Linked DNA regions of Homo sapiens: all the other regions are linked to region 3. The links are chromatin loops, found by intact Hi-C in ENCODE. Cell type or tissue: dorsolateral prefrontal cortex. All regions are shown on one strand. Region 1 overlaps DLG1 (discs large MAGUK scaffold protein 1). Region 2 overlaps DLG1 (discs large MAGUK scaffold protein 1). Region 3 holds the start of LOC105374308 (a long non-coding RNA gene).

Evidence for each region. Hi-C counts contacts between places; a loop is a spot of excess contacts. Peaks named below come from ENCODE experiments on the same cell type or tissue, not always from the same donor. Only the 100,000 strongest peaks of a DNase experiment are listed, where the experiment ranks them.
Region 1: a loop joins it to region 3, with 8 times the contacts of the local background. A loop is called at or near these places in 55 of 110 quality-filtered maps.
Region 2: a loop joins it to region 3, with 2.5 times the contacts of the local background. A loop is called at or near these places in 22 of 110 quality-filtered maps.

What each region holds. Positions count from the first base shown.
Region 1 is chr3:197,253,578-197,261,577 of GRCh38, reverse strand. The region is part of intron 4 of DLG1 (discs large MAGUK scaffold protein 1); the gene reads left to right. Among named protein-coding and RNA genes, the nearest start is that of MIR4797, 36 kb to the left of the region's middle. In dorsolateral prefrontal cortex, CTCF peaks have their summits at 4,349 and 4,548 (motif pointing left); no DNase peak of the experiment used is centred here; H3K4me3 peaks cover 3,635 bases; H3K27ac peaks cover 6,659 bases.
Region 2 is chr3:197,220,594-197,228,593 of GRCh38, reverse strand. The region is part of intron 4 of DLG1 (discs large MAGUK scaffold protein 1); the gene reads left to right. Among named protein-coding and RNA genes, the nearest start is that of MIR4797, 69 kb to the left of the region's middle. In dorsolateral prefrontal cortex, CTCF peaks have their summits at 4,213 and 4,413 (motif pointing left); a DNase peak (open chromatin) is centred at 2,198; H3K4me3 peaks cover 1,333 bases; H3K27ac peaks cover 4,069 bases.
Region 3 is chr3:197,450,738-197,458,737 of GRCh38, reverse strand. It overlaps LOC105374308 (a long non-coding RNA gene), which reads left to right and starts at 450. Exons shown (of 5, transcript NR_189108.1): 1 at 450-553; 2 at 955-1,110. In dorsolateral prefrontal cortex, CTCF peaks have their summits at 2,040 and 4,551; a DNase peak (open chromatin) is centred at 2,057; H3K4me3 peaks cover 1,488 bases; H3K27ac peaks cover 1,409 bases.

The DNA of each region.
Region 1 (8,000 bases), 200 kb after region 3:
AGTTGTTTGAACTTGAGGTCATTCATAATATCTGTAAACTGTGAGGAAACTTTGTGGACAAAAATTGCAGATAATACTCTTCCTTATTATGCATTAAAAATTTGTTAGAAAATTTCTTGGATTTTAAAGGTTTTTACAGACAGGATCTCACCCTGTTGCCCAGGCTGGAGTGCAGTGCTGCAATTACAGCTCACTGCATCCTCAAACTCCTGGGCTCAAGCCATTGTCCAGTTTCAGCCTCCCAAGTAGCTAGGACTACAGGCGCAGGCCACCACATGTAGCTAACTTCACTATGGCATTTGTATAGGGGAGTGTGGCTGGAAGCTTATGATACTGAAAGCCAGTTGCATATCCCTCTGCCATGTCCCCTGTGTCTGTTAGCCTATCTAGCTCCAGTCCTAATGATCTTGGAGACAGGACATGAATTCACAAAGTTAGTTGACTTAAAAACAAAGACTTCTTGAGGAGTTTGAAAGGTTACATAGTTGTAACTATCTTTTTGTGGTGGTTTTTTTTGGTGTGTGGGGGATCAGTGAAATGGATTTAGTAAGGCAGTAAAGTTAAAATTTGCCTTTGTTGGTAAAATGTTATTTATTCACTTTTTTAGCAAAGAAAAAAAGGCAAGTTTTAGAGATAATATTTTAAATTATTGTATTTTGTTTTTCCTGCTCCCCTTCTCAAAAAACCACATGGAATATTCCATTCATTACTGCTCGAGAAAGTCATTACTTTGCAGGCTGCAGTTGCTGAAATGGTTTAGTGGAAGAAATGTTTGCTTGCATATTTTTAGTGATTTTTTTTTTTTTTTTTTTTTTTTTTTTTTTTTTGGTGGTTGTCATTTGAGTATCCAAACTGTAGCTAACGAGGAGAAGCAGATTTAAATTTATATCGGGGGAACCTCTTTGTGGAGCATTTCATCAGATGACTTCCTGTCAACCTCATATCTTGAAAAGAGGGATTAATGAAACAGCATCTGAAGAAGCAGTGGACTCTTGTGGAATAAACCCTGACATCTTCCACAGTGTTTTGTGGGATAATTTCAAGTTCTTCAGATACAGATTACATAAAGAAGATTGTAGGGCACGTGACAGACTCTGGTTTCTTGTATTTTAGATAGTAGAAAAATTGCTACCTCTAAGAATGGATCCTGGAGAGATCTAGTTACAGTTATAACTTCTTCATTTATGGTTTTATCTCACAGCTTTATTTATTTTTATTTACATGTTTTGTTCAACTAGGCAACTTAAAATAGTTTTGCTTTATGTATAAAATATTGTAATGGTAGAGTAATGGATTGCCTGTGCATTGTAACCACAAAGGTAAGATATAATATGCTTTTCTGTATTTCATTGTTAGTGACAGATGTGAGAGACCCTTTGTTCAGTGTCTTTTAAAAATAAGGTGTAACCATTGTTATAGATTTGAAAATAGATGTGTGAATCCATGTGATGCTTAGTTTATATCCTTTAGAAAGGGCGGTATTTTGAAATGTGTTTTAGATAGCCAAAAGCGTGTTGCACAGATGTTTTTTCCCTGAGATTTACAGGAAGCCTTTCTCCCAGCAGCAAGGGTCTGTAAAGTCCTGATTATATTTAAATCTTCTCAGTGTATTCTCAGAGCTACTCTTCTCCCCTTTGTGTCCCAACATGCCATGCTAGTTGAAAGTATAACTCGTTTTGAGAGCATTTTCTGGACTCTTCCATCTATTATAATTATAGTTAATTTTTTGTTTTTTTAGGAAGAGGAAAATAGTCAAGTGCTGATTGTGTTGCCTTTAGAAAGATGTTGATGTGGATTTAAAATGATTAGACTTGTACAAGCACTCCTTGAAAGTACTTGTTTTGAAGTCTGTTTTGCTCATTGTGTTCAAAGTGCAGCATGCTTCACTTAATCTCTAAGTTTGGCTTCTTTTATTTTTGAGCACCAGTTTGCAGACATTGTGTGATGGTGTTATAGATTCAGCGTGCTTACATTTAAAATTCATCCATTGGTTTTTAAAATATGGAATAATTTACCTTTTTTTATTTCTATGCACTTACGATGTCTCATAGTGATTGCTAGACAAACTTGTTGAGATTTTAAAATTACATTCAGTAATAAAAGAGTAGGTAAATTTGTAAATTCTGAAAGTAGAGGCTATTACTCTTTCTGTATAATGAATTATTTTTCATAAGAGGAAAAGCAGGAAAATTGATGGAAATTAGTTTTCTTTTCTTGTTGCTCAGAGTTCTAGTTCAAACAGTAGTTTCTGATCGGATACAGACATGCCCATTATCTGTTTCCATTCCCTGTTTATAAGGAGATGTCTTCTCTGTACCTCTAGGTAAACTGTCTTGTTGAAATATTCTTACTGAATGTTTAAAGGGCACATAATCCTGGAAAACAGGGTCGTTGTTGCTTTTTCCCTCTCTAAATTTTTTTCATGGTTGTCTATGTTGGTTCTCCCCTGTGATTTGCCTTTTATCATTTCATTCATTTTGGTTTTATTTCCAGTATTATAGCAAGGTTATTTGAAATGATCTATCTCCTCTCTCTGCTCCATCTTCCTTGATAGACTTTGAATTTTTTTACATTGACTCTTTTAGCAAAAGAGGGTCTATTTTGCTTAAAAAATTAGATGTAATCATTATCCTAAAGTATTTATAAATTTTTATTATATAACTGTTAAAGCAAAAATAGAGAAGGATGTAGGTTGGAAATTAGAAGCCTAAAACATTGTTTGTAGTTGCTTTTGAAAAAACTAAATTAAAATAATTTGTTCTATTATTAGAAATAAACCCTTTGAACATATTTAACCAATGGCTCTAGCAGGAAGAGCAAAATTCTTGATTTTCTTTTGAACTAAAGGCTGCGGTGTGTACCCCATCCCTTGTTCTTTTCTCCCTTTTCTGGTCTTAGAGAGCTTTGTGATTCTATATGTGTTTTAAAAGTCTGACAGTGTAGTTGATGTAATTTTATCATGTTAATACTAAAACACCTTTCCAAGTGAAATTTTTTTCATCATCCGCCTCCCCTCTCTCCCACTTGTGTAGGCACGGTGAACTAGGTAGGCACGTTGCATCATTGCTACCATGGATACCCTTAAGTACAGGCATGTGGGTTGAGCTAAAGCAATGATGATTAGTTTTTTGGTTGTTCCCCCCCGCCCCCCCATAACTATATGTTCTTCACAATGAAGAATCTGACTTTAAAACGTTTGCAAATGACAAGGTTGTGAGATGTGATGACTAAACCATCACTGCTACTGAACTGCCAAATCTTGGTCTCCATTTACAGTAGTATTAATGCCATTTACTAATTTAAGGCTGTCATAAATAGCTCTGTATTCCTTTTCTGATTAATATGTTTTAAATCCAAGTGTAATGTTTGTTTTGTTTTGCCTTTTAGTGAAAATGAAAATGTACTTCTCTTCGAGTTAAAAAAAATACTCTTCTGGATTTAGATATTTTGTGGGACAAAAAGATGCTAGTGAGCATTTCTAGCATGGCAGCGTTTCTGATTATTGTTCATACACTTATATACATTTTTATGTACTTTAATCAGCTTGGTTACAGTATTTTGTGCTTTTCCACATAATGTCTAAGAGAGATTTATTTTTGTGTTTGTAAGTTCTTGTGTTCTTAGCTAGCTGCTTTGCAAACATGTCCGTTGAGGTGGAGTTAATATTGTTAGAGGCCAGGCAGTGAAGTGTCATTTTTGTCAGGCTCGTAATCACTGTAGGAAAATTAACTCAGAGCATAAAAGGCCCAACAAGAGTGATTTAGGATTATTGTTATATATGGTATATTTTCTTATGTTAGCAATAAAGCACTCTGCTTAAACCGCAGCTGAGGGCATTTCGTGTTCTTTAGCATGGAGGTTTCCCAGCTGTCAAGTAACTTCTGAGAGTAACTTTAGTACCAGAATTTCTTGTAATAGGATCATGTCTTTCTTTAAGTTCAGGTGTTTCATTAAGGCAAGCTGGAGATAGGAATAAAAGGATTATGAAAGAGAAGGAGCTTGAAAGATGCTTTTACCCATACCTGTTTCTGCTTTGTCAGCCTCTTTTTGCTGCCTTTATTTTAGATTTTAGAGTGATGCTTTGCCTTGTCTTCTGAAACAGTTCCCTGAATCTCCTACTTGCCAAAAGTTCATGATTCTTTTGGTGATTCTTTATATGGGTAAAGAAAATGTATGCCCGTGTGTGGGGATGTTTGTCATTCCAGTGGGTGCCCAGCAAATTTGTTTTAACATAACTGATAGAATTTTAGGAATTAAGTCACCAGAGAACTGTTGAATTGTTTTGGTTTATCAGTTTGGGAATTATGAATACAAAATTTGACTCCTTTGGGTAAAACAGCTATCTTTTATTTAAATATTCATATTTATATTAGGGTACTTTCACTTGTAGGTTGTATTAAAATTGTATGTTAGAAGCTTTGAAAGGGGTATTAAATATGTTAAAAGAAAGTCTCAGTACAGGTATTTCAGATTTTTTAGATTTTTTTTAAAAGACTTCAAATTTTTTAAGTTAGGTTTTAATAGTGAATAGAAATGCTGCCCTCTACTGTTGGCTGATTGTTTGACTGCCACGTAAAAATGTTCAGTAACCTGTAATAGAATTTTTTAGTGTAGATCATATTACTGTGTTGAAGTATAATTATGTTAAACGTTTTCCTTATAATTTAGTTAAGTTATAATCAAGTGTTTCCTAATAATGCTAACTACTATTAAATAAGTTCATTACCATTTTGGCTTTTAGAAAAACTTGAGTCCTGGAGAAAGTTTCGTTTAGTCTTAGCTCCTCATTTTATATGGTGAGGTTTTAGTACTTCCTAGATTGATCCCTTATGGTTGTGTGACTGAAAGCTCGTATTGATAACTTATAACCAAACTATAGGTAAAGATACATTTTTCTAAACTAATTATTTTTAGTTTATGCTATGTAAAATGTCTGAACTTCTGAAACTTATGTTTTACATGTAAAAAAATTTGGAATTTAAATCACTATTAAATCTTTGCATGTTTATTAAAATGAGGCACTGCTTTAAAAAGTAGTACTGTTGAGCAAATTTAAACCTCTGATTGATGTTTTTCACCGTGAGTGGAGGGATTAGAAGAGACGGTTTTAAAGATTCCTTTTAGCTTCGCTGAGTGCCTACTGTGTGTGAAGTACTGTAGAAAATAAACACGGAAAACAAAGGCTATTATAGTTCTTCCTTTAGATCAGGAGTTGGCAGACTATGGCCAGTGGGCCAAATTGGGCCACACTCACTCATTTACTTACCTTGTATGGCTGCTTTAGTGCTACAGTGGCAGAATTGGGTAGTTGCAGCAGTGAGCATATGGCCTGCAAAGCTGAAAATACTTACTCTCTAGACTTTTACAGACAATGTTTGCTAACCCCTGCCCCAGATGAACTTCTCATCTAGTGCAGAAGATATATCTAAAAAGAATCATTTTAAACAGATTTTTATAGGACACATAGAATGCCAAATAAAGCTAGCATGTCATTAAAATATGCTTTCTTTATTAGCGCCATTCTTCCTGTTCAGTAGTATCTTAACATCATCTAATAATTCCCAAAGATTCTTGTTTATTGGCCATTTGCAGATATCGTACCTCACAGCCTGGTTATTTTCATCATCATCATTATTTTTTCTGTGTGAACTGCACAAATCTAAGTACGCAGCTTGATGCCTTTTTATAACTGCAATCACTATCCATAGAAAGACACAAAACATTTCCAGTACTCCAGAAAGACTCCCATTAGCTCTTTCCAAGACAGCCCACCCTCCCCAGAGATAATCTTTTTTTTTTTTTTAACTCATATCACTATAGATTAGGTTTGAACGTCATATAAATGGAATCATGCAGTATATATGATTAATTATGGCTTCTTTTACTCAGTATCTGTGTTACTGTGCGTGCTGGTAGCTTGTTCCTTTTTATTGCTGTGTAATATTCCATGGTGGGAATTTGAATTGTTTCTACTTTTTGGTTGTTATGAAGAAAGCTGTGTAAAACATTTTATACAAGTCCTTTTGTGTACATATCCACTAATTTCTCTCAAATATATACCTGGGAGGTAGGATTTTTAATTCACATTGTAGAGCCCTTACCACAAAGTTTTTGTTTAATAGGACAAAGCAGGAGGCAGGAATCAATGACACACTTTCACTTACTTTATAAGTTCACCTAGTCCCCTGCTTCATTACAAAGTGGTGACTTTACATTTTTTCATAAGCACTGTGATTAAGGCAACCTACGTTTTGACTAAATCAAACAGGTTTTATTTCCAATGCCACCTCTTATTGGTGTTGGTGTCTAGAGGTCTTTGCTAAGAATTCTGATAACAAGTTGAAAGTGCTGTGATTGTCTAGTAGTCTTTGCTGTGTTGAGGGATTAGAGATGTGTGGGGGAGGCATGTGACAGAAGAATGGGATCATTTTTATTTAATATATTTGAAAAATTCTTACATATTGAATATAGTGCATTTAAAATTACCTCATTGCTTGAACAGGTCATAGATTTTTTTTTTTGAGACAGAATCTCGCTCTTGTCACCCAGGCTGGAATGCAGTAGCGTGATCTCGGCTCACTGCAACCTCCACCTTCCAGGTTCAAGTGATTCTCCTGCCTCATCCTCCTGAGTAGCTAGGATTACAAGCACGTGCCACCACGCCCGGCTAATTTTTTTTTCTTTGTATTTTTAGTAAACGTGGGGTTTCACCACATTGGCCAGGCTGTCTTGAACTCCTGACCTCAGGAGGTGATCCACCAACCTCTCAAGGTGCTGGGATTACAGGCATGAGCCACCACGCTCAGCCTTTGAATAGGTCATAGATTTCTTAATTTCATTTATTGTATTTTTAACTTTTAGAATGTCTGTTTGCTCTTTTTAGAGTTTCTATTTCTCTTAAATTTGATATTGCATCTAATTTGTACATCTTTTCCTGTGTATTTAAAAATTGCCATTTTAAAGTTCTTTTCTGCTATAATAGTTCTAACATCTGTGGTTCTGCTGTGTGGGTTTTCTTTTGATTGTTTTCCTCTTATGTTATCCTACTTCTTTACATGTCTTAAATTTTTTATTGTGCTCTAAATAACGTATAAAAGAACCATTGAAAGCGAAGCAGTGTTCTTTCCTTTTCAGGAAGCTGCAGTGAGGCTGATAAAATAGGAGTTGAATTTGTTTAGGGTTAGGTTGCTGCTTTAGTTACTTTCACCTGGCTTCTGTTTTCAGCTGTCATGAGGGTGGGAGATGAGTTTTGTGTCTTTCATTGGTTCTTTCCACTAGCATGACTTTAGGGTGTATGAACTGTGAGACTGCAGAAATGTTTCATGGCTTTATAGCCCCATTCTCAGCCTGCTACACTGCTGTACCCTCAGTAAATGCCCCATGAAGGCGATCTAATGTGTGGGGACAAATAACTCTCCATTTTAGGATCCTCCAGATTCTAACTGGTCATGCCAGCCCACGTCATTAAAGGCTCCACTCCTTATACCATCAAAGTCACTCAATCTGTATCAGGTCCATTCCTTTGCCCACCTGAGTCTAGGCTTGTCAGATACACTGTTTAGGTAAGTGTCTGCCTTCTTACAAAAGGCTTCTTTCTTTGGGGTTTAGATTCTTTCCTTCGTGTGCAGAAATTTCCATTTCCTTTTTTTTTTTAATTAAACCTTTAATTTTGGGTTAATTGTAGATACATGTATGTTTGTAAAAAAATAATAATAATGCAGAAATCACATGTGCCTTTAACCCAGTTTCCTCTAGTAGTAACTCTAGCATAGTATCACTAACCAGGATATTGACGTTAATAGAGTCAAACTACAGAACATTTCTGTCACCACAAAGATCACTCGAGGCCTTTTTGTAGCCACACCTACTTTCCTCTCACCCCATCCCCTTCTTAACTCAAAGCAACCACTGATCTGTTCTCTATTTCCATTATTTTGTCATTTCAGCAATTCTATATGAATGGAATAATAAATATATAAACTTTCAGGATTGGCTTTTTT
Region 2 (8,000 bases), 230 kb after region 3:
GCAGTTTTAGGTATGGTAAATTTTGACCCAAAATGTATACGTTGAACTCATTCATTCAGTTTACTAAAAAAACAGACAAGAAACACTGGTTAATTCCTAGTAATCATTAAAATGATCATAGCACAATATTATCATAGTTGAATATATTACATGTTTATTGTGTAACCAACTGAATAAGGCAGACTGTATTAAGAGCACAGGCTAAGTGGACATGCTTGAACTTTGCCTGACATTTTGTTCTATTAGACATGTGCCAAATAATGTGCTTGCTTATATAGTTTTAGGGGAGCAGACATGTCTGCACAGAACTGAATTTTATTAAGACTCAGCGTGTACAACCTACATGATCAATGAGACAAATCCTCCATGTGCACAAAAATTGGAGAAGTTGTATTTTGAGATTGACACAAAATGAGTTTACTTGGTAGTATGGATAAATAAATTGTTATAGATAAACACCAGTATTAAAACTTGTTACACATTTGTGCTTCCAGGTTTTTAAAATTAAAATTTGTAAATTTGAAAATGAAAGTTTTAAAATGAAAGAACATTGGTGACACCTCTGAGGCACTGCAGTGAAAAAGGCTGAGAACCACAGCTTAACAACTATGGCTCTGACTTAGTAAATGTATTTTTAAATATAAAGGCTTCTAAGGAGCACAGTTTACTTTTTCTTGCCCTAGTTACAGTTGACATTTGACTTTTCATTTAAGTTCCACAAGTCATGTGATTTGCAGTTATTTACCTGTCAGGGTAATTAGATTGGAGAACCAGCTATTTCCTTTACTGTTTTAGAAATGTAACCTAGTTTTTTCTCTCTCTCACCCCTTATACAATTACATAAGTAGGAATGGAACAGAATAGAGAATTGTGTAGGAAATTGGAATTAAAAGTGTTCTTGAGCAGGTTTGGAATTAGAGTTATGGTTGGTGGTAAGGGAATTTTTGTCTTTTGGCACGCTGTTTCTGGTGTATAGCAAAATATAGTATACTTTTCCACAAACAGCTTTGCTTACTAAGCATACAGAGACCAGGCTGTTGAGTACAAATATATGAATTGATAATTTTAGTTTTGTAAAATTGTTCTTGTTTTTGTTTTTTGTTTTTTTGGTTTTTTTTTGAGATGGAGTCTCACTCTGTCGCCCAGGCTGGAGTGCAGTGGCGCAATCTCGGTTCACTGCAACTTCCATCTCCCAGTTTCAAGCTATTCTCCTGCCCCAGTCCCCCAAGTAGCTGGGACTACAGGTGCGTACCACCACGCCTGGCTAATTTTTTTGTGTTTTTACTAGAGACAGGGTTTCACCATGTTGGCCAGGCTGGTCTCGAACTCCTGACCCTCAGATGATCCACCCACCTCGGCCACCTGAAGTGCTGGGATTACAGGCAGTTTTGTAAAAGTTGACAGTCTTCATTAGCAATTATATTTCTTAACTGCAATATAGATGTAGTACTTAGAACAACCCAAATAATAGTGGAAGAAAGAAAAGATAATTACATAGATGAAGCAGTAAATATTCCTTTGTGTGTTATTTAGTATTTTACTGGCATTTGTTAATTCAGCTTTTGAGTTTCAATAAATACTGTCCATTTAAATTATAGCGAAGGTACTGCATAAGATGTAACATCTGTGTGCAAGATTTTAAATATAAAATACTGTAAGAATGACATTTTCACAGTATTTTATTTGTTGCTTTGAATGTAATTAGTTAATGATAGCTTTTCTGCCAAAGGGTTGATTAAAAAGCCAAAGCACAGAAAATAATATTTGAAAGAGTGGATAAATCAGTGATATGTCGGTGAGTTAAACTGCTTGACTTTCTGCTTTTAAACTTTCCATATGGTATAGATATACATCAAAATTGGTTCAGTAATGTTTTTCCAGATTTTAAGTGATTTTGATGTATTAGAAAATACTGAACTTTTTTTACTGTCCAAGTTTAATTTGTAATTATTCTACTTAACTTTGCCAGATGATTGATTTTTGTTGTTGTTGCTTGAATTGTTTATAGAGAGGAATCAAACTACAAAATGTGATAATTGAGGTACTCTTTTTACCATTAAAACTATATTTTAAATCAGACTACAGTGTTTAGTGGTGTAGTAAGAAAGCATCACATATGACAAGCTCTGGGCTCATCTCTTATTGAACCGTGTAATGAATCCCTTGCTGCAACATCTTTGCCCCTCCCCCAAAGCAGCCAGCATATATTTGAGCATAGTGGCTCTGCTCGAGTTGTATCTTATTCTCATGGAGGAGATAGCAGAGCTTGTACTGCAGCAAGTGGAGCTCTGTGGTGAATCCGATGCTGGATTACATTTTAAGGATATTAGCAAGGCCCTGACAAAGTGGTGCTAAATGAGCACTTTCATTCTGGTAATTTGACTATAATTTTAGTGAAGCAGTTTTATTATGCAGGAAAAAGAAACAGCATTTTAATTCCAATCATAGTATACCGACCTGATCTCTGCTGTGGGGGTGGAAACAATGAAGAATGCAACATTTTAATACAATTTTTTTTAAAAAGAATGCTTTGGATCTAGATTAAATGTTCAAGACAGTCAGCAAACAACATGCACAAAGGCATTTTTCTGGAATTTCAGTCTTGGATCGATTTAAATGCTCAGGGTCTGAAAAAATGTCTCCTAGCATCAAAAACTTGGATTGCTTTTCTCCGATGTTATGCCACTGTAAAGTAGCATGCTCCAACAGCACAATATCCTTAATGTTTGGATGTAAGGTGGGTTTGAATAATACTTCCTTAAAAAGCTTGGTTTTAAAATCCAATAGTATTTCAGCAAAGAAATGTAATTTAGGTTAGATGGTTTGATTGACTTTAATTCATGTAATAGATTCCTGTCCTTTGTGTGTCTGACATGAGTAAAGAATTGGTCTGTGCACAGTTAAGATATAGTAGAAAAGGATCTGATTTTTATGAAAGCTGCATGTAAAATGTCATTTTCCATTAATGAGGATTAATTATTGACTTGGTTTTTATGTGTTGCTACTGTGGAGAATTAAGTGTACAGGAAACACCATTGATACGCAGGACTGGAGATGGTTTCTGACATCACTTTGATGGAAGAAACTGCTTGTGGCAGTTTTAATATTTAAACTAATGCCATAGACTTTGATTTTGATACTAAATTGTGTTGCTATTTAGATTGTATAGAGGAAAGAAAGCTTTTGAACAAAATAAACACCAAAAGAACCATGACTTTACTACTCATTTCCTATAAATGAAACTGGTTAATTTAGTAATGTGTTCTATATAAATAAAATGAATGTAGTTTGCCTTAAAGATGGTTATTCTTATATAAAATATTAGATGGAACAAAGAGCGGGTGCATTTTTACCTGATTTCTGCAATCAAAAACAACATATGCTGAGGCAGGTAGATCATGAGGTCAGGAGATCGAGACCGTCCTGGTTAACACGGTGAAACCCCGTCTCTACTAAAAAGTACAAAAAAATTAGCTGGGTGCGGTGGCGGGTGCCTGTAGTCCCAGCTACTTGGGGGGCTGAGGCAGGAGAATGGCGTGAACCCAGGAGGCGGAGCTTGCAGTGAGCCAAGATCGCGCCACTGCACTCCGGCCTGGGCCACAGAGCGAGACTCCATCTCAACAACAGCAACAATAAAAACAACATGTGGTTTAAAGCTATTTGTAGGAAGAGAGCCCTCTAACGTAGTATTTGGGGGAATAATTACTTATTTTGAGGTATTGTTTTGAATCGAACTTTTTTTTCTTTTTAGTTTTTGTATGACTGAAACTTTTCAATTGCTGATGTGAAGAGGTCTCAAATTGCTAGCTGATTAAATTAGGCTGAAAGGTTGTTAAAGAATATATTGCTTTTCTGGTCACCCAAGCATTTTTCCCTCTTTACATTAAGTTCTTTGTTTTGTCAGAGAATTCTTATTTTCCTACTGAGATTTCAGAAATTTTCTGAAATAGGAAATGGAAATGATTGCACAAGAAAAAGTATGCTGCTGATAGAAACAGATTTTTAACAAATTTAACATTCGTATTGGTTGTTAAACTATGAGCCAGTAAAAAATTCATATGCATTGTTTAAATAGCTAAGGCTACATTTTTTTCCCCTAGGTGTTAAGCCTGTTTTTTCATGTGGTATGTACAACAGAGTGTTTTAGGAAAAGGATTTTAAATTTTTTAAGGAATATTTTTATAAAGCTAATCACTGTAAAAAATGTTCCTCCTTATATGTAGGTAAATTAAACATCTTATGTATATAAGATGTTTCAAAATACTATTATTATAAAAGGTTTTAAGAAGTAACATGGCATTGCTCATGACTAGTCTGATAGTCTTGGTGGACTTTAAAGTCCTCCCCTATCCTCCACTCCTTTAAACCACTTTGGATGCTGTTAAATTCATTGCACAGCACCACTTGAGGTTCTTGGTTGCCCTCTGGTGGGAAAATGAAGAAAATATTGTATTGAAAATGTCACATAACTTGGTAATTAAAGATAGTTAAAAGGGCATCTAAGTTATATGTTTACAATTTAGGAAATCATTAGATACTTTAATTTAGGAAATAAAAAGAAGTGGGTTATTTTGGGGCTTAACCATTTGTGGATAGAGTTTTTAAAAATTGTTTTCCAAAATGTTTGAATTTTATGGCAGGTAGTACTGACAAGAGACGTGTAGAAATATAGTTTCTAAGACTACAGCATCCTAGTCACATTTTTCATTAGTGTATTTTGATAGATGCAAAATTTATTAAGGCTTTGTGGTGAAACTGACAAGTAAATTAATTAAAAATTTTAATATGTGATTAAAGAAGAATACACATTGGGAATTATACCAGAATTATCCCACAACTTCTAGTTAAAACATTTCAGAAATGGCTTGAGACAATAAGGGTAAACACATCTTTCTTTCCAGTGTATAAACTAATACCAGTATTGCCTGTGCAAAAAGTTTATTTTCTAACAGTACTTCTAATGTCAATTAATAACTGTTTACTTCCTTAATTTGTATGTAAACAACAAGTAATCTTACTATGTAAATTCCAAATCACATTTAAAACTAAGCTGAATATTTTCATTTATGGCAATGAGCTTTTGAAAAGGAATAAAAACACCACCTTGTTTGTTGGAAATTAAGTATCTTTAAAAAGTCAGTTTTCTATGGGACTAGAGTTTACCTCTTAACCATTCTGTTCTTTATGAGACATTTATCCAAGAAGGTTACAGTAATAGATTATCATGAAGAAGCAATATGTTTACTATAGAATCTTGGAAGTCCCCATGTGTGTCAGAGTGAGAGTGTGCATGCGTGTGTATAATTGGAGCAGTATCAGCAAAACATGAGTTAATTTCTGGTGTCAGTCTCTGTGGAAAGAAGCCTGTTTAATCTCTCATGTCTCGCGTTAGAACTCAGAGAAAGGACCTTTGGGAATGTGAGGAGAATGCAGAGGACATTCAAGTTCTTAATGTAGAGACTATGAAGCTGTTTAGGAGGCAGTTCTTTAGGGGTGGATGTGAACAGAAATTAGCAAAATCATAGTGCCTCTGAAGGTATGCCAACTCTGTAGTGTAGAATTAGCTATTTCAAAATAGTAGGCACAGTGAGGCCGGAGCCTAAGGTCCCTAGGAGGAAATGAGGTATGTGACGATCAGAAACTTATATTTTGTGAAGCTAGTTAAAGTTGTTTGTTTTTTTGTAGTATCAAGCTCTTGAAAGTTCTTGCCTTTACTAACTGCCCTAAGAGAAGCCGTCAGAATGCTTTTTGTAATAAAGCATTAAAGTATGTTTGGTGACAGCAGTAATTGAAGTGAGAGAATCCCAGAGGGAAGGCAGAACACCCAGTATAAAGTCAGGAGTGTTTTTTTGGGTGTCTTCTCTCTGCAGGGAAATAGTGTAAGGTGTTAAAGCCTTGGCGATTCTATTTTATTGGAAAAGGTACTGTTCCCACTTAGCTGTGTTTCTTGGCCAGGGATACAAGTAGCTTCAGGGACTTGTTCGTATCTCCTTGCTATGTTGCTTCATATTCTTAATGATTTGTTTTTTGCTGTTAAGAGATAATTGGGTGGAAAACGAGAAGACCTATCTTACAATTACATCATTTTCCCCACTACCCACCCCACTTCTCCCTGGGTGAAATATGCTTAAGATATTTGCAAATAATAAATACTAAACTAACAATGACTTTAAACAAATGGACCCCTATTTTTTCCTCATTATAGTCAGCTTGGAAATATGCAGCTGCTACAGCTGTGGACATCTTTTTTCTTGGGCTTTGCTTCATTGAAAGATGTCTGTTGCAGCTCTAGTCATAAAGACGGGGAAAGGGTGGAAAGGGGAAAGGAGTGTGGTTTATGAAGCTAGTAGATGTCTGCGTATATTTCATTGATTAAAACTGTGTCACACGGACTCTCCTAGTAGTAAGGGAGAGTTGGAAACCTAACTGCAGTCAGCTGTTCGTATCCATGGTTCTGCATCTGTGGATTCAACCGACTGTGGATCAGAATTCGGGGGAAAAATTGTGTTTGTACTGAACGTATACAGACATTTTTTCTTGTCATTTTTCCCTGAGCAATACATTATAACAACTATTTACATAGCATTAACATTGTACTAGGCAATGTAAGTACTCTAGAGATGATTTAAAGTATATGGGAGGATGTACATAGGTTATGTGCAAATACTACATACACCACTTTATATCAGGGGACTTGAGTATCTTCAGATTTTGGTCTCTTTGGGAGGTCCTGGAACGTGTCCCCCACAGATACCAAAGGATGACTGTACAGTATTTAGCTTTTATAGCCTCTATATTAAACAAAAGCAGGGAAAACAGATTGTAGTGTTGGGCAAAGCAATCTACAGTGTCTGACCTAATGCATACAGGCAGTATTTTTACTGAAGTCGGATTAATTTTAGAACTTGTCAAGTAATGTGTCTGTTTAGCTGAGATAAAGCAGAAAAGTGCAACTGAGGCTCTCTCTTCACACATCTAGTTGGTAAAATGTCTACATAAAGGTTGAAACATAGCTTTATTGAGTGTTTGCTTCCTGTTATGTTTCTTTTTTTTTTTTCCTTTTCTTTTTGAGATGGAGTCTCACTCTGTCACCCAGGCTGGAGTGCAGTGGTGCAGCCTCGGCTCGGTTCACTGCAACCTCCACCTCCCGGATTCAAGTGATTTTCCCACGTCAGCCTCCCGAGTAGCTGGGATTACAGGCGCCCGCCACCACACTCGGCTCATTTTTTGTATGTTTAGTAGAGATGGGGTTTCAATCAAGTTGGCCAGGCTGGTCTCGAACTCCTGACCTCAGGTGATCCACCCGCCTTGTTCTCTCAAAGTGCTGGGATTACAGGCGTGAGCCACCACGCCCGGTCCCTGTTATGTTTCTTTATCCTTCTCACTTCTTTGTTCCAGCCTTCAGAAGCAAAAGTAAATATTGCAAAAGAGCTACCATTACACTCAAGTAAAAGGAGTATGCCCCTTTGCTTTTAGGGTATGGTATGTGGTATGTAAGGTTTCCTTGAAACAGTTCACTGAGCACTAATAGGTAACTTAAGATATTCTTATTTAAGAATACTGTTTCAAAAAGATTTCAAATTGAAAAATACTGTGTAATAAATAATGATCAATAGCAGTTTGCTTGTTAGAATTGGATTAGAATAATTTTTAACAGTAATTAAGGTTAAATGCCTTTTGATATTAAAAGCACAGCCCTCCTCTAGTATCTTCCTTCTTCTAAGATGAAATGTACTTTCTCATTTCTGTGCTACCAAACCTTTACATTGAGCCAGTATCTTTAGGGTACTGTTCTATTTTAAAGTCCCTTTTTATTGACTTCATGGTTTCTCCAAAGGAAAAACAGTATTCTTCAGTGACTATGGGACTCTAGCTAGTTCCTCAGTCTTTCAGGATGGTGTATTAAACTCCTTTCTTTTTCTGCTGGATAGGTGGGGTACAAAGAAAAAAGTCCAAAAACTCCTTTCTTAAACTGAATGAATTAAATAATTTTTTCATAT
Region 3 (8,000 bases):
CTGCTAGGAAGAAGAGTGGTTACCAGAGCCCAAATGCAGGCAGGCCAACCCCCTTCAAGGGACCCCCCGCAATGAGAAAAGGGGAACCCATCACAATGGCAGCCGTTCTCCACCTCACCAAGGCCTCTGAGGACAAGCGGGAGAGGAGGGGAGCCTGGTCTAACTGTGAGGAAAGAGCAAAGTACAAATGCTTGCCTTCAACGTGCCATGCTTTCTTTCTCCAGCAGGTGGTCTGGGCGCTGGCGCAGTCACCCGGCAGAGAGTGCTGCTCAGCCTTAGGGTGCCCGTGTGCAGGAGAGACAAAGCTTTTGTGCAGAATCTCAGCCTTAGGGTGCCTGTGTGCAGGAGAGACAAAGCTTTTGTGCAGAATGCCCCACCCTCGGCACTTGACAGGGTGAGTGGAGGGCATGTGGTATTTCAGCCTCCACCCAGCTGCTGAACAGACAGGCACACACTGAACAGCCTCACCCGCCACAGCCTTGCTCTCAAGCGTTCTGCTTTCCTGCATCAGCAGAAATAAGGGGACCAATTTATCATACCTGCTGGGTGCCAGGTACTTTATATATTATCTCCTCTTTTTTTTTTTTTTTTTTTTGAGATGGAGGTTTGCTCTTGTCACCCAGGCTGGAGTGCAATGGCATGATCTCAGCTCACTGCAACCTCCGCCTCCCAGGTTCAAGTGATTCTCCTGCCTCAACCCCCCAGGTAGCTGGGATTACGGGCATGCACCACCACGCCCAGATAATTTTGTATTTTTAGTAGAGACGGGGTTTCTCTATGTTGGTCAGGCTGGTCTCAAACTCCCGACCTCAGGGTTCGACCTCAGGTGATTTGCCTGCCTCGGCCTCCCAAGGTGCTGGGATTACAGGTGTGAGCCACCATGCCTGGCCTATATTATCTCCTTTAATCACCCCAACAACCATGTGAAGTGGGATTTTTATCTCCATTTTACAGATGACGTAACTACGGCTTTGGGATGTTACGCAACGAGTAAGGCCTTGTGAGTCTTCACAGAAAGGGACTGGCCTGGAGGCTCCGAGCGGTCAGCTAGTTCCCGTCACTGTTCTCCCCGGGAAGCTGTGGATGGGCAGTGACCCAGGCAGGGAAAGGGTAAGAATCGCTGCTTGAGGACCCAAGAGGCTTCACCTCCCTCCTCAGACAGGAACCCGGGAAAGGGCTTTGCCCGGGAAGGTCTATGATAGGGATTCTCACAGTGAGACAGGACCAGCATCTCCTGAGACAAACTACTGCTCTTGAATTTGAAAAGAATTCTCAAGTCTGCGTCTCATCTCTAATTCTTTCTACCACTGTGTCTTTTTCCCAGTTGGCATTGGCAGCCACGAAACAGCTTGAGGGGCCAGGCGCGGCGGCTCACGCCTGTAATCCCAGCACTTTGGGAGGCCAAGGTGGGCGGCTCACCTGAGGTTGGGAGTTTGAGACCAGCCTGACCAACATGCAGAAACTCCGTCTCTACTAAAAAAAAAAAAAAAAAAATACAAATTAGCCAGGTGTGGTGGTGCATGCCTGTAATCCCAGCTACTCGGGAGGCTGAGGCAGGAGAATCACTTGAACCCAGGGGGCGAAGGTTGCAGTGAGCCAAGATTGCACCACTGCACTCCAGCCTGGACAACAAGACCGAAACTCCATCTCAAACAAAACGAAACGAAACGAAACAAAACAAAACAAAACAAAAACAGCTTGAGGACCAGATAGGGCATCAAAAGCGGAGAAAGCTGGGGAACTCTGTGTCCTCTGAATCCAGTTCAGATGGAAAGGAAGCCCCAGAGGGAGGACAGGTGGGGGCAGCTGGAAAGACAAGACCAGGCTCCCCTTCTTGGGTGTGGAGGGAGACAGTGGTCGGGACCCCCAGAGAGGGCAGAGCACCGGGCTGGCCGGTGGGGTGGGGTTCCCCGCAGGAGGCCTGTGCCGCCGGCTGTGTGGCCTGCGGAGGAGCCTGCCGAGCCTGCCGAGCCCCGCATCCGGTGGGAAGTAGGAGTCTGGCACTTCCGGCTCGGGCTGCTGCAGCGGTTCCGGGCATCTGCGCTATTAGAATTCTCCCGGCTCGCGGCGGCCGCAGGAATCCAGTCACGTGGTAGACGTGGTGCCTGGGAGCCGGGGTCAGCGAGCGCTCAGTCTGAGAGAAAACGTGTTCCTTCCCCCTGAGACGTGTCCCGTGCCGGGCGATGGCTCGCGGCAAACCTCCGCTCCCACAGGGAAGGAGCCCTGTGAGGCCTGGCCTGGGAGCTCTCGGGAGCGTGGGTGGTGAGCAGGGACACGGGGACACGGGAAAATCACTTCTGCTGCTGATCAGGATGTTGCCAGCCTACCATTTCTGTCGGAGGCTCCTTACTGATACTTCCGCTTCCCTTAGTTCCTTTTCCTCTCTGCCACGATGCTACATTCTCTGCAAGCAGGCTCCGACCTGGTTCCCGGATAACCTCAGAACTACAGCCTCATGACATCACTTCTCTATTGCCCTGTCCCCTTTGCTAAGAATTGGCGATACATTCAGAGGGCAAAAGCTTGCCTTTGAATTTGCTGAGTAAAAACCAAGGCTTTGTTACCTCTGGGTCTAGGGGATTGAAGAAGGACCCGATTTCCCTCTCCTCCCTCCCTCCCCCTTCCTGCAAGCCTCTCGATGAGAATGTATTTCCTAGTCACCTACGCTCACACCTATTTTGTAAATCTTCTAGATACTCTCCCTCCAGCCCACTCAGCCCCACTCTGCCAGAGGAGATACTGGACCCCAGGTCTTCCCCAATTTCAGCCTCCCCCAACCCGGCTTTTTATTCCTGAGGACCTCCCTCCACACCCAAGAAGCTATTTCCTGAAGGGGTCTCATTCCCTCCTGTTATTTTTCAGTTTGTTCTGTGCTGCTGCTTTTGGTCCTTCCTAACAGAAACCCTCATTCCTGTGGAAGACGTCCTGTCAGGAATAACCCCTTTGCTACGTGGTGGACACTAGCGTCCTGTCAGAAATTCACGCTCTCCTATCAGCAACCTGTTTTCTTGTCAGAAATCATTGTTGTCAGAAATCAGAAATCACTCTTTCTTTCTTTTTCTTTCTTTCTCTCTCTCTCTTTCTTTCTTCTTTTTGAGGTGGCGTCTCACTCTGTCTCCCAGACTGGAGTGCAGTGGCGCGATCTTGGCTCACTGCAAGCTCCGCCTCCCAGATTCAAGCGATTCTCCTGCCTCAGCCTCCGAGTAGCTGGGACTACAGGCACGCACCATCACACCCGGCTAATTTTTGTATTTTTAGTAGACACGGGGTTTCACCATGTCCGCCAGGATGGTCTCGAACTACTGACCTCAAGTGATCCACCCGCCTCAGCCTCCCAAAGTGCTAGGATTACAGGCATGAGCCACTGTGCCTGGCTGAGAAATCACTACTTTGCTTTTAGAAATCACCGTCCTGAGAAAAATCAGTTTCTTTCAGAAATCCTTGTTTTCTTGTCAGAGCTCCATGCATAGCCCACTGGAGGCCAACATTTTCCATCAGACATCCCTGTTTTCCTGTCATAAACCACTACTCTCCTGTCAGAAATCCCTGGTCTCCTGTCAGAAGTCCCTGGTCTCCTGTCAGAAGTCCCTGGTCTCCTGTCAGAAATCCCTGGTCTCCTGTCAGAAGTCCCTGGTCTCCTGTCAGAAATCCCTGGTCTCCTGTCAGAAGTTCCTGGTCTCCTGTCAGAAATCCCTGGTCTCCTGTCAGAAGTCCCTGGTCTCCTGTCAGAAGTCCCTGGTCTCCTGTCAGAAGTTCCTGGTCTCCTGTCAGAAATCCCTGGTCTCCTGTCAGAAATTCCTGGTAGGAGCTTCCAGTCAGAAGTCATTACTTTCCCGTAGGGAATCACTGGTCCTTGCCTGATCCTTCTTTCCCCAGAATATTCAGAGTTGCTCGTCATCCTTTGACTTTGGTAGTTTTCTTGTGACTTTCTTGCTGGGAGAGGAGAAGGGCACTGCCGGCTGTTCACACCTGTTTTGCCACATCTGTGGAAGCTCAGTGCTGGCTCCAGAAGCAGCCTGGGGCACTGGACACAGCACAGGGGGTGTCCACAGCCTCATATGCCCCTCCTGGGTGATGATAGACAAGTCATTTCTGCCTGCTGGACCTTTTCCCCATCTTTTTGTTGGGGGTGATAATATCGCCTACTCTGCCTGCTTCATAGCGTCATTTAATTTAGATCAATGACACTTCTGACTTCCAAAAAGTTGCTACTTTGTTTGAGACAGAAATCTCTTTTCCTGTCATTTTTACTCACTGTTGCTCCATAGGGCAAATCTAATACTTCTTCCATACCACAACCCTTCAACCCTGCCCCTAAATCTCCTCTTACCTGCAAAAAATGCCTCCTGTTCTCTAATGCCCAGATTCAACCAGCTCATTCCTTGTGTTGTGTGACTGGCTTCCAGGTCTGTTGCCAGCCTGCTCCCCCGACTCCACCCCTGGTCCCACCTTGTTTGAGTTTGTCTAGGTCTTTCTTGGAGTGTGCTGTGATCAGCTCAGGGGACAGCAAGAGTGTCACCTCCCTCCTTCTACAGCAGATGGCATGGTCAGGTTGCATGAGCTTTTACACTGCAGATTGAATGTGCCATTTACCATGTAGAATCTTCCCAGGCAGAAGCTCCATTTATTCGTTTTTATTTTTCTATTAGAGGTTTGTAATTTTCTTTGAATGCATTCTTCATGTCCTTTTACGTGAATTGCAAAATACTTAATGATTTGGATTCTTCAGGGAATGAGCTCTCTCTATTGCATTTCCTTCTAGTCTTCATCACTGGACTCTAGAAACGGTGTATTGATTTAATTTTTTTCTTATAATCTGAAACGTTGCTGAACTGATTTGCCATTTCTAAGTAGTTTTCCTGGAACACTCTGTACTGTCTTGGGGTGCTTACCCATTCTGTCTTGTGATGGAGACAGCTTTATGGCAGGCTGTGTCACGTGCTCTGCCATTTTCTCCTTGGAACCACTCCAAATGGGTGCCAACGCCTCTAGGCAGGAGCTGTGCTGGACATCAGAGTTCAAGGAAATGGGGATGGCATTGTTTTATTATTATTATTTTGAGACAGAGTCTCGCTCTGTCGCCCAGGCTGGAGTGCAATGGTGTGATCTCAGCTCACTACAACCTCCGCCTCCCAGGTTCAAGCGATTCTCCTGCCTCAGCCTCCTGAGTAGCTGGGACTACAGGCACCCACCACCATGCCTGACTAATTTTTTGTATTTTTAGTAGAGACGGGGTTTCACCATGTTGGCCAGGCTGGTCTCGAACTCCTGACCTCAGGTGATCCACCCGCCTCGGCCTCCCACAGCGCTGGGATTACAGGCGGAGCCAACAAGCCCGGCCTGGAAATGGGGATGGCATTATGAACAGGGTAATCTTTTGTTAATTCTGATTTCCATTTTTTGAAGTAAATCATTCTAATAACTTTGGTAATTCAGCTATTAATAGCAACACATTGCTTACCACATACTTCACAAGTGAACAGTGATCACACCGAAGTTGAAAACACTTGGCCTGTTGATTAAACAGGGTTTTCACTGGATTACACACTTTAAAACGGTGAATTTTAAGGTATGTGAATGAGTCCTTCCCCTGCTCAATGACAACAACAGGAAAAATTTTAAAAATAGGCTTTGGAGACAACTAGTTTATGTCCCAGCTTTGCCCTTAACAGGCCGTCTGGCCTTTAGGCAATTATGGTCCAGTCCTTGATTTCTCTGAATTTCCACTTCATCCTATGTAGAATGGGATTATGAATTGCCCTTCTTTCATTCCACTGATAAAAGAAACTCTCCACCCCCACCCTAGAGAGCGGCTGATCAAAATATCCCAATTCTCCTAGACACAATAATTGATGAAGACACGCTCACAAGACCCAAAGATGCTCAGTCAAGATTCGTGAGGAGGGGAAATGTGGATGCTGGGTCAAAATAGGGCTCTCTCCTTCTAAAATCATAAGACATAGCCTGGGGAGCGGTGGCTCACGCCTGTAATCCCAGCACTTTGGGAGGCTGAGGCGGGCGGATCATGAGGTCAGGAGATCAAGACCATCCTGGCCAACATGGTGAAACCCTGTCCTACTAAAATACAAAAAATTGCCAGGCGCAGTGGCTCACGCCTGTAATCCCAACACTTTGGGAGGCCGAGGCAGGCGTAACCTGAGGTCGGGAGTTTGAGACCAGCCTGACCAACATGGAGAAACCCCATCTTTACTAAAAATACGAAACTAGCCGGGTGTGGTGGCGCGTGCCTGTAATCCCAGCTACTCGGGAGGCTGAGGCAGGAGAATCGCTTGAACCTGGGAGGCGGAGGTTGCAGTGAGCCAAGATCACACCATTGTACTCCAGCCTGGGCAAGAAGAGTGAAACTCTGTCTCAAAAACAACAACAACAAACACAAAAAATTAGCTGGGCGTGGTGGTGTGTGCCTGTAGTCCCAGCTACTTGGGAGGCTGAGGCAGGGGAATCTCTTGAACCCAGGAGGTGGATGTTGCAGTGAGTGGAGATCGCACCACTCCACTCCAGCCTGGCGACAGAGAGAGACTCCATCAGAAAAAAAAAAAAAAAAAAAAAAAAAAGGCCGGGCGCAGTGGCTCACACCTGTAATCCCAGCACTTTGGGAGGCTGAGGTGGGCGAATCGCCTGAGGTCAGGAGTTCAAGCCCAGCCTGGCCAACATAGTGAAACCTGTCTTTACTAAAAATACAAAAATTAGCCGGGCATGGTGGTGGGCACCTGTAATCCCAATTACTCAGGAAGCTGAAGCAGGAGAATTGCTTGAACCTGGGAGGCGGAGGTTGCAGTGAGCCGAGATTGCACCACTGCACTGCAGCCTGGGTGACAGAGCGAGACTCTGTCATAAGATGTAAAGTTCATGAAATCCAGAGCTACTGGGGGTCATCTTTCCCAATATACGAGAGAACATACTGGAGAGTGACGCTAACATAGTGGAAATGAAGGGAGACAGAGAGGTTTCTGACGTTACCTGAGCCCGTGGAGCCAGCCTGGGCGGAAACCGGACAACTCCTGATGTTTTCATTCATGTGCACCAGTAATTCCTTTTTTTCTTAAGCTTGTTTGAGTTGGGTTTCTGTCATGAGCAACCCAAAGAGGCTTAATACAGAAATATATTGTATCAGGCTGTTGTGAGAATTACTCGTGGTAATACCTATAAGGCGTATAAGCAGGGACTAAATAAGCAGGGACAAAAAATGGAAACTTACTATTATTATTGATAGCATTATGCAATGGATAGGAACAACTTTGTATATGCTTAATCTTATTACCCTGTAGTAACAAAGATAGTACTAACTGAGTACCATATAAAGTAGAATCTCAATAAACATATCCTTATAGACAAACTGATATCTCTTTACCTTAGTATAGAATTTAAACATGAATTAATCTGAATTTCTCCTGCCTTTTACTCTTAGGAGATAGAGATGAATCTACAAAATGGAAAAAGTGTTGAACTTGGGAGTCAAGAGACCAGGATTCTAGTTCTGATGATGCCCTTCACATACCGAATGCCCTGGGGAAGCCGCTTCCCTTCTCTCAGCCTTGGGTTCTCCATGTGTCAAATTAGGCTGTGGAAAAAGGTATCAAGAGATACTTTTAATGGTCCATGATTTCTGGGGATTAAAATAAATTCAATCTCATACCCCTTTTGCATCCTGCCCACAGCCTCCCACAGTGACACATGATCAGGGAGAGTCAGGGTGCTTGCAAATGGCCATTTGCGTGACGTTTTATGCTCATGGGAAGATGCAAGGAAGTCAGTACTCTTCACTTGCTAATGTAAAAATGTTACTGAATACATCTTAGAATGACTTTTAAAGACAAGGCCTGAAATATAATTTCGTATCAGAAAAAAATGAATTGAAATGAATATTTTTCATTCATCAGGCATTCATTTAGGGCTTTCTAGGTACATCCTGTGCCCAGTACTAGAACAAAGGGACTAAGGCTCTGTTCCTGAGGTCAAGGAGAGCCTTGTCTTGCAAG